Linked DNA regions of Homo sapiens: region 1 is linked to region 2. A link is a loop called in an ENCODE intact Hi-C map of the cell type or tissue named here. Cell type or tissue: PC-3. All regions are shown on one strand.

Region 1 (5,000 bases), 61 kb before region 2:
GACCCATCCTGATATTGAATGTGCAAGAAAGAAATGTTAATTTGGAGAAAAAATTTTGTAGGAAATATGTAATGTATAATAAAGGAAAACATCTCATAAATATTTTAGATTTTCCATCCAGGCAGTAGCTAGACTGAGTTCTTCTTTTTCCTCTTAGTTTTAACTGTTGAGTAGACCTGTTTGCAGTTGCTATACGAATAACCCACAAATTGCAGATATAATACAAAATGTTTGTCCCATGTGCATATTGACAAGTCATTTTCTGCCTCTTGTTGAGGGTTTCACGCTGCTATTATAGGTGAGGCTCTTAAGAAATTTCAACTGACAAATATTTTGCTAACTTTCCAAAAAATTTTAGAATTCAGTCTGTTACAAAAAATACATTTTATGCATAAAAGCTTTATAATATGTAATTAATGTTTGCCAAATTATTGAATGAAGCTGACAAAATATGGGAAGTGAATATCCCTTTTGATTCATATATTATTAACAGGTAATTTTACGATAGTGTCAATGGAATTAAGAAAGACATGAAGAAAGTCCTTATAGCAAAGACTGAGATATTTAGGGAAAAGTGGTAAGTCCCTTTCAACCAAGAATATTGGTGGATATTATTCTTTTTTATATGATATTATTGGATATTAGTGGATATTATTATTTCTTATATCAAAATCCCCCAAATGAATTTTATCTAACATGCAGGCATTTATGATATCTAAAGATTTATGAAGCCAGACTATCAGCAGATACAATGAAATTATGTATAATTCAAATAATTAGAAAGTCTTATGGCTTGACATTTAATATCTATCTTAAGAATTTTAATATGTAAATGTACCTGTTTTCTCCATGGAAAAGACTATGATGTCAAAGGCAAGAGGATATCTTAGTATTTTTATAACCTGATGAGTGTCTGATTTTATTAGTTTTCTATGATTGCTAGAAAAAACTTCCACATAGTGGCTTAAACTAACACAAATTTATTCTAGTTCTGGATATCTGAAGTCTAAAATAGGTCTCACCGGGCTAAAATCATGATGTTGACAATGTTAAGGTCCCATTGAAGGTTCTAGGGGAGGATCTACTTCTTTGCCTTTTCCACCTTCTAAAAACTGCCCACATTCCTTGGCTTATGGCCTAGTTGAAAAAGAGCTCTGAGAATCCTAGTAAAGGAGAAAATCATTATCAAGATAAATCCCATGCATGCATGGATTGTTTGCTGGACTTTTTGTTCTGTTTACTAACCAGTCTATATATTTCTGGAGTAATTTCTTGCTAGTTTTTAACTACTGTGGCTACATAGTACAGTAGTAGGCCAAATTTTCTCTCAATTTTTTTCTTTTAAAACAAATGTTCTTGCTGATTTCATGGATCTATTATATATAGATTTTAGAATCACATGAGAGGATTTCATCTAATTCATAGATTAATTTGGGGGCAAATTTATAGTTTCATAATATTGAATCTTTCTATAGTAGCATGGTATTTCTCTAGGATTTAAGCCTTCTTACGTTTATGGTAAGGTTGGCAGTTAAAAAAAATGTTTTGCACATTTACTTTACCCTTGTCCTTAGTTAGTTTATTAGTATTATTTGTTTTCCGAATGAGATCTTTAAGAGTTTTATTTTCTAATTTGTGATTGCTAGCTACTGATTTTATATGTTGATATTGTTTCCAACTGGCTTAGTAAACTCATATTTATTTTAATAATTTCCCAAATGTTTTGCTGGACATCAGATTGTTGGCAAAGAATGCCTGTTTTTTAAATATGCCATATATCTGATGTCTTTTTGCTAGGACATCTTGTGTTTGCTAGGACCTACTTTTAGTCCTAAGTGATTTCTTATGATCTTCCAAATCATTAATTGAATCTTTATTCTCATCCATCTTGCTAGTTTGCTCGTGTATTTATTTTTAAAAACATTTGACCACAATGCTTTTAATTTCCAGAAATGTTAATTATTTGTCTCCCTCCAATTCTTTCTGTTCTTCCTCCTCTTCTTCTTTGCTTTTTTCTGAACATTGTTTTTAAGGGAATGCTGTATTTCTTCAGCTTTATTGATTATAATTATAAGAATTCTGTTAAAATTTCTTTCTGTTTCTTTCAGAAATTTTAAGGGATTAGTTCAGATTTCTATGGGATTAGTTCTATTTGTAGGATATTGTCACATTATTGGCTTCCGTAGTTTTTTAATAGTTACATTTGAAGGATTCAATTGAGAAGCTTTGGTAGTTGGAGGGCTGTTTCATAAATGCAAAGAGGAATTCCTATTCTTTCAGCAATGATTTGTGGCTGTGTCCCAGGAAGGATGACCAAGGTGGTGGTGTGGTAGAGAGTGGAGGGGCATGTGTACTTCACCCCTACACTGTGAGCCTCTGGGGCAGAAGCCTTTTTCCTTCATTAATATGTTTATCTTTGGCTTCTGGAATAGCACTAGCTCAATATTTAATTCAAATGCTTCTATACAGGTTAAGCAAAGACCTTTGTTAAACTGTTAAACATTCATTATTTTGTCCTAACAGTTGTAAATTCAATATAACAGAATAATGAAATTAGAGGCACTGATCTATAATTAAATCCTGGAGAGTAAGCAAGCTTTAATTTATTCTCTGCTTTAATGCCTATTCTCACGTTGGCATTTTGCATCAATCACTGTTTGTCCAAAGATTTGGAGAGGGATGAAGAAGAGTTACTGGAATGAACATTCGTGACATGTTTTTAAGATAGTGAATATAGAACTGTGATTGGAGTGTAGGGTTCACATAAGGAAAGAGCCGGAGATAAAGTTGTAGCCAAGCTGTGAAGATGTTTATATTTATGTCTTAGGAGTTTGGACCCTGTCAGTAATGAAGTATTGATGGGTTTTGTGCAAGAAAACATTGTGAGGAAAGTGTCTGTATTTGACAGTGGTGTCATGAGAAGTATAAAGGAAAAGGATTAAGAGATTGTTCAGTAATCTAGGATGAGAGGGTGAGGGCCTGAGATAGTGTGAAGGAAGTTGGAATGGAAAGAAAGTGACATTTAGAAGAATCTGAACATAATAACTTTACGATCCGGTGATTTCTTGGATGAGAGAGAGAGAAAATATGAATACTTAACAAGCATAAGGGTTTTAAGCCTGGGTTACTGAAAAAGAAGTGATAGAGTTATAGAACTAAATAAAGGGATCAAAAAGAAGTGCTTGATACTGATTTTCTGGTTTAGCTGTCATTTAAATACTTAGACACAATCATGTTTTATATTTTGAACTCTTTTATGCTTTCTGTGCACTGACATCAAGGATATCCATTAATTACATAAGGGAGCAGAGGTGCAGAAGACGGTGTTTGCGTTATGTGCTGGTCAGACTTGGGGACAATCTGGCTGCACTATCTGCCATCCATCTTGTCTCCAAGGCTATTAAGTGCATCTGCCTCGCTGGACTCACTCCAGCTCCCAAGAATGGAACTAATTCAGAAGTTGACTCATGAATATACAGTTACCTGTCAGTCTTTCAGGAAAAGTTTTATGAAGATTTTTACTGTTAAATGTTGCTTTAAAGGTATGCAAAAATCCTCTTTTGAGGCTTCCTAGGGTTTTTGCCTCTGTTGCCATTGATAGATGTGCATTCAGGAAATTCACTCTTCTCATAATAGCATTGTTTTTTCTTTGTTAATTCTTTTCATTGTGCCCTGTCAAACGAATGAGTTGCATTGACTTGGTATATATAGGGTTGCCATAAGGATTAAGTAGGAGAATATAAGTAATATGCCATGAAGAATGCTTTGCTCAGTTAGCCCTCAATAGCTGTTAACTGTTTTCACCATCAGGATTCACAGTTTCAAGGACTTCTCTACTTGTTACTGATCGTGCTGTGACATTTAAGGCAATGTACTTCATACTTTAATATGCATTAAAATAATCTTTAGGGTTTATTAAAACACAGATTACTGGACCTCACTCCCAGAGTTTCTTATTCAGTTGGTCTTGGTTGGGGCTTGAGAATGTGTATCTCTAAACGTTCCCAGTGACGTTGATGCTGCTGTTTGGGATCAAACGTTGAGAACCAGTGGTTTGGGAGGGATTGGTTGGGGGAAAATTTTTGTTTATAATGGAGTCAATCACTTTACAGTTAAGAATCCTCCTCTTCTGTCTGCACATTCTGAACCTAGTCTGCTGTGCTCTTTGTTTTTGGAAGCAGCAGAAACCAGTCAGCAGGTGACAAATTTCATTATTCTACTTTCTTCGAATTTTTCCAGAGAGTCCTAAGTATACCACTGTTAGTGCTGGCACTTTTCTGTTATTTTAAGGATTTGTTGGTTTTTCCAAGGTGGTTTTCCCTTGATGCCAGAAGATGTGAATAAAAACATTATGATGATGTTCGGGTCTATCTTGCTATTTGATATATGGTGGAATTTTTCACTTAATACTAATTTTTTAAGCCATACTTTTCTTTCTTACTTTTTTTTCAGTTCTCATTTAATTAGAGTTACAAATGGCATCGCTTATAAACATACTTATTGTAAGCACAGCAATGTGGCTTTCAGTATCTTTGTAATGAAAGTTTAAACTACTTGGAACTCTAGCTTACATTCCTTTAAGTCTTTATGATCTAAATATTCTTTTCCATGATGCCAAAAAGGTTCTGTGTGATCATCTAAAGTTTGAAATTCTTTTTCAAATCAAAGGCACTGCCAAACTCAGAAGCAACTGTGTGAAGAAAATGTGTGGAAACACCACTCATTACAGGTTGGTTTATAAAAAGAGTTGCAGATTGATAGGTCTTTGAAAAATGTTTGGTGACACAAAACTCTTTCAATCAGTTCCAAATCTGGCAACTCTCTTGTTGCATTAGATTCTTTTTCCTTCACTTTTCTTCTCTTTCTAACAGAGACAGACACATCCCTTTTCCTGTGTCCCATTTTAGATGACTGATGGAAAAGTAAACACCAAATATGAGCATGTGGGGATGGTTTATTTCTTTTTACATTGACTAGAAGGCAGTGTTGAAAGGGAGACA
Region 2 (5,000 bases):
TCATTTTGAAATCAACAAATGAATTGAATGGGGTGGTACATCCGTAAAGGAAAATATACTTTAAAGTATTTAAACTCAAGTAAAGAGCAAAGGTGAGAAAACAGCCTTTGAAATCCTGTCATAAGGCAATATAAAAGTCAGAATCTTCATTGTTAATTTCAAGTGATTGAAGTTTTTTCTTGAGTATAGAGGGAGATAGATTTTTCAATTTTTTTTTTCAATTTTAGAAACTCTTCTTTCCTGTATGGATTGATCTTTCCTTGGCTTTTCTAATGAATACTTTTAGTGTTATACCTTTATCCTAAAGTGATCATTGAAAATCACATATCCTTTCCGTTGGTAGTTTAAATATGTCTTCCCTGGAATTGTATGATGATATTTAGTGTCATTGAGTCAATTATTTTACCTTCACATCCAGACAATTACATTTAAAATGAATTCTTAAACATTCAGAATTGAAAAGAAGGTTTCCACATTAAACCAATGGCTCTTTTGGCATCTACTACATGCCTTAATTTTTACCACATATGCATAAATTGGCAAAGTATCTTATGGGTTATAATAATCCTGATGGCTTGGAATTAATATATTGCCATCATAGAGCAAGTCCTGAGCCCATCTACTCTGAATCTTTGGATAAAGACAAAACTCCATCCTGCCATGCACCTGGTCAGTTGTGCAATGCTGACCAATACACAGCTGCTAACAATAAGGGTATTGTGCTTATGTAACCCAGTTCAGGATCTGATGGTTAGTCTCTCGATACATGCTGAAACACGAGGGAATTTTTACTTGCCAGGATGCCTGCTTCATGGAAAATATTGTGTCTATGTTGAAGCATACACTTACATCTCTCTATATAAGTTGGTGGAGTTGAATTCTACCAGATTACCTTAGCTTTCCAAGTCAGTTCAGGGTTAAGGCTCTCTCAGTCAAGAAAAGGTCATACAGTGTGGCGTCGAATGTAATTTTAGGAATTGTTTTTTGAGCACTTGTTTTATCAAGTTAACAAAAGTCTGTATTATGTTTCTTCTCATTGATGTGGGTGTGTCCTTGTGTGTGTATTATTCGAGAGAGGCTTCCATTTGTTGAGTGATCTTCATGCAAACATCTTGGAGTGCTTTACAAAAGAATTTTAAAAATCAAACCAAACAGGATATGAAACTGTGCTGCCAAACAAGTAAGTCTTTAGGCATGATTTAAATTTAGTTAATGACATAAAGAGCTAAATCTGTGAAAGGAAGAAAGTTCCTTGGATCAGAAAAAAAGCAGAAAACAGATACTCATATTTTGTCTAAGTCTTCATTTGAGTAGCTCCAAAAATGTTCTTTTAGAAGTGAAGTTGGAAAATCCCAGGCTAAGTGAACTCCAAGGAGCAGTGTTTTAGGGGAAAAGACCAGATAATAGTTCCCATGTGCATAGTGATCTACAGATTGCAAAGTGTTTTCCCAGCCATTATCTCATTTGACCATCACAACACTCCATCAAAGTAATTAAGGACAGTGTTACCCCAGTTTACAGATGAATAAACTGATGACAGGAGAAACTAAGGAATTAAATGAGGTGATAGAGCTAGATGGTGATAGAGCTGGGATTGGCATATGGATATTGTTCCAAATCCCATGTTGTATATACAGTAACATAAGGCTCCACTGTGGCGAACTATTTACACTGGATACTTTTCTCCTGCCATTATAGCTGCCTTGGGAGTGATAGTAATGACTCTGACTTCCCAGGGTATCTTAACATTCTGCTTCCTCTCAGGAGGATCTCCTGACATTCTTGTGTAAATGGAAAAGTAGAAAACCAGGATCTTCTAAGGCAAGTGCATTGTAAATGATAATTTCATGCCTTAATCTTTTCAAAACATTTAAACTGGCTTTGATGATTCACCTTTAAACTCACCCTTCAATAGTTCTCAGAATCCTCCTTGAGAAGATGAAATTGGAATGATCCCATCAGCTCTGGCAGTTGTAGGTGGATTCTAATGGTAAGGGACTGTAGTGGGGAAAATGGGGAATTCTTAATGAGCTCCCTTTCTATTGCTGACTTGAACCAAATGTAGTTATCCTTGAACGTTTGAGGATTCTATAAGCATTGTGGTTTCAGACAGTGAGTCATAACCTTGTGCCAGAGGGGTGGGTGATATAGTATCTGGATTGATTCATGAGACATATAGTGGCTTTTTAAGGTATATTCTGAAATGAGTCTTCCAGCAGTCAGGTTTCGTTGTTGTCGTCTTTGTTTTGCCTTCTTCTCTGAAAACACAATTATTTTCTCATTCAAGGTTTGGACTTTAAAAGCTTACTTTTTCCTTGAGACACCTTTAGCTTGAGACAAATCTAGGAAGAACATCGTTTTGTGATTCTGTAGATCTTTTGACAAAGTGGATCCTCCTGCTTCAGCCTCCCTGACAATTACTTTATTTTTTGTAGAGGCGAGATCTTGATATGTTTCCCTGGCTGGTGTTGAACTCTTAGGCTCAACCCATCTTACCCCACTTGGCCTCCTAAAGTGTTGGGATTTCAGGCGTGAGCCACCACACATGCCTCTAAACTTTTTTGTTTTGTTTTTTGAGACGGGATCTCACTCTGGCACCCCGGCTAGAGTGTATTGGTGTGATTATATCTCACTGTGGTCCCGACCTCCCAGGTTCTGGTGATTCTCTTACCTCAGCCTCTCAAGTACCTGGGATTACAGGTGTGCACCACCACACCTGGCTGATTTTTGTATTTTTTGTAGAGATGAGGGTTTTGTCACGTTGCCCAGGCTGGTCTTGAACTCCTGGGCTCAAGCAATCCATCTGTCTTGGCCTCCAATGTGCTAGGGTTACAGGTGAGAGCCACTGTGCCTGGCCAACTTCTAAATTTCAATGACTTATTATTTTTTTTCTTTTACCTGCCAGACCTTGGTAATCATTTCTTCTTTTAAATTTTTTTAATATAATTGTCCAGGTGGTTCAAGATCCCCTAAAAGATGCTGTATCATTGCTTAAGGTAGAATGTCTTGCACAGAATAGGAGCTCAGTCGATGTCTGCTAATTATTAGTTTTTCCTGTTCTATATAGAATTATATAGTTTTAAGTGTTAGGCAATGTTTTTAACTTAGAACTTAAAATGGAAATCACTATGATGATTAAAATATTCTATATCCTCATTGCCCAATATGGCAGCCACTAGCCGTTTTGCTTGAGCACTTGAAGTGTGGCTTCTGTGACTGAGGAACTGGATTTAAATTTTATTTAACTGTAATTAATTTAAATGTATAAAGCCACATGTAAGTAGTGGCTGCCAGACTGGATGATGCATGCTCTAAGAATGTGCAGAATGGCAATCTAAATGTGAACTGTGAGTTAGAGAAGTCCTCCTGGAGGAAGAGGAACTTGGGTCTTGCAGAAGGGAAGCAGAGAGAAGGGGTGAGGTGTTTTAAGTAAGGAATATAGTAAAAGCTCTGAGGTGATTGACAGTGTTAAATTTGGGATTAGTTTCAAGACTGGAAGTAGAGCAGAGTTTGAGCACTAGGGACAGTAGTAATAATAACAGCAGACACTTACCAATTTACAGGCCACATACTAGTTTAATCTTCACAACAATACTCTAACTCGAAGAATATAAGTAATTTGCTCAAAGGTACAAGTTGATATTGGACCTGAGATTGGAACTCATATCTGTCTAGCTCAAAAACCTAAGCTTTTAACCACAATACTGTGCTGCCTTATGATCTGCCATGTTTAGAAAGACTTACAAGTAGGAAATAGCCTAAATGTCTTTTAACTGGTAAATGAGTAAACAAATAATGGAATACATCCAATCAATGGAATACCACTTACAAATTTGAAAAGTAACAGAACTACAGATATATGTAACAACATGGATGAATCACAAATGTATTATGCTAAGTGAAAGAAGCCAGAGGTGAAGAGCTATATACTGTATATTCCATTTGTATGACGTTCTAGAAATGGCAAAATTATAGAGACAGAAAACAGGCTCAGGAGTTGCCAGGAGCTGGCAGTGAAAGGCAGGGATTAACTATAAAGAGACACAACAGATTTTTTGGGGGACATGATGAAAATAGTGTGTATCTTGATGGTAGTAGTGGTTACATGACTATACATTTGTCAAAACTCAGAGAACTGTGAACAAAAAGGGGTGAATTTTACTGTATATAAATTGCACATCAGTAAAGTTGAATGATAAACAAAGACAGACTTACAAGTAGATCCAAGTTTATTTTCTCAATATGTTAAGTTATTGTAACCAGGCTATTTTGAAAAATAAATAATTCTAAAATTCTTGTGTCTAAACATGTCTTCATATTTATGATAGATATATAAATATATACAACACATATAATAGAAAAATGATGTAGAAATTAAAAATTCATAAAAGTGATGTGTGTGTGTACCTAAAGCAGTTAAATTTGCATTTAACATGAGTTGACACATTAAATGTTTATTCAATTTAGTGTTTATTTGTCATTGCCATGGCAAAGCAGTTGGAGGTGAAAGAGGAAGTGATGTTTTAATTAACATGATTGGTAAGATGTCATATGACTTATCCCATTTTCCTTTTATTGTGTTTAAATGAAAATAGCTACCATATGAAATCATCAATCCTTTTAAAGCTTGCTTTAAAATTTTTCAATACATAATGGAATTTTCATTTTCACTCATATTTCACTTATATAAATCACTTGTATGAGACAACAGTAAAATGGATATCTTTTAAACAGATATATTTATATCCTCCTTTTATATTTCTTTTTCTTCTTTCTTTCTGTTTTTTTTTTTTTTTTCCAGACAGAGTCTCACTCTGCCGCCTAAACTGGAGTGCAGTGGTGCAATCACAGCTCATGGCAACCTCCGCCTCCCAGGCTCAGGCGATTCTCCTGCCTCAGCCTTCTGAGTAGCTGGAATTACAGGCGTGTGCCACCATGCCCGGCTAATTTTTGTATTTTTAGTAGAGACAGGGTTTCACCAATTGGCCAGGCTGGTCTCA

What was found. A loop is a pair of places that touch in the nucleus more often than their neighbours do. Peaks named below come from ENCODE experiments on the same cell type or tissue, not always from the same donor. Only the 100,000 strongest peaks of a DNase experiment are listed, where the experiment ranks them.
Region 1: a loop joins it to region 2, with 4 times the contacts of the local background. A loop is called at or near these places in 2 of 110 quality-filtered maps.

What each region holds. Positions count from the first base shown.
Region 1 is chr7:40,522,560-40,527,559 of GRCh38, forward strand. All of the region lies in intron 12 of SUGCT (succinyl-CoA:glutarate-CoA transferase), which reads left to right. Among named protein-coding and RNA genes, the nearest start is that of SUGCT-AS1, 22 kb to the right of the region's middle. In PC-3, no CTCF peak of the experiment used is centred here; no DNase peak of the experiment used is centred here.
Region 2 is chr7:40,583,123-40,588,122 of GRCh38, forward strand. The region is part of intron 12 of SUGCT (succinyl-CoA:glutarate-CoA transferase); the gene reads left to right. The region is part of intron 3 of LOC105375244 (a long non-coding RNA gene); the gene reads right to left. Among named protein-coding and RNA genes, the nearest start is that of SUGCT-AS1, 39 kb to the left of the region's middle. In PC-3, no CTCF peak of the experiment used is centred here; DNase peaks (open chromatin) are centred at 2,119 and 3,339.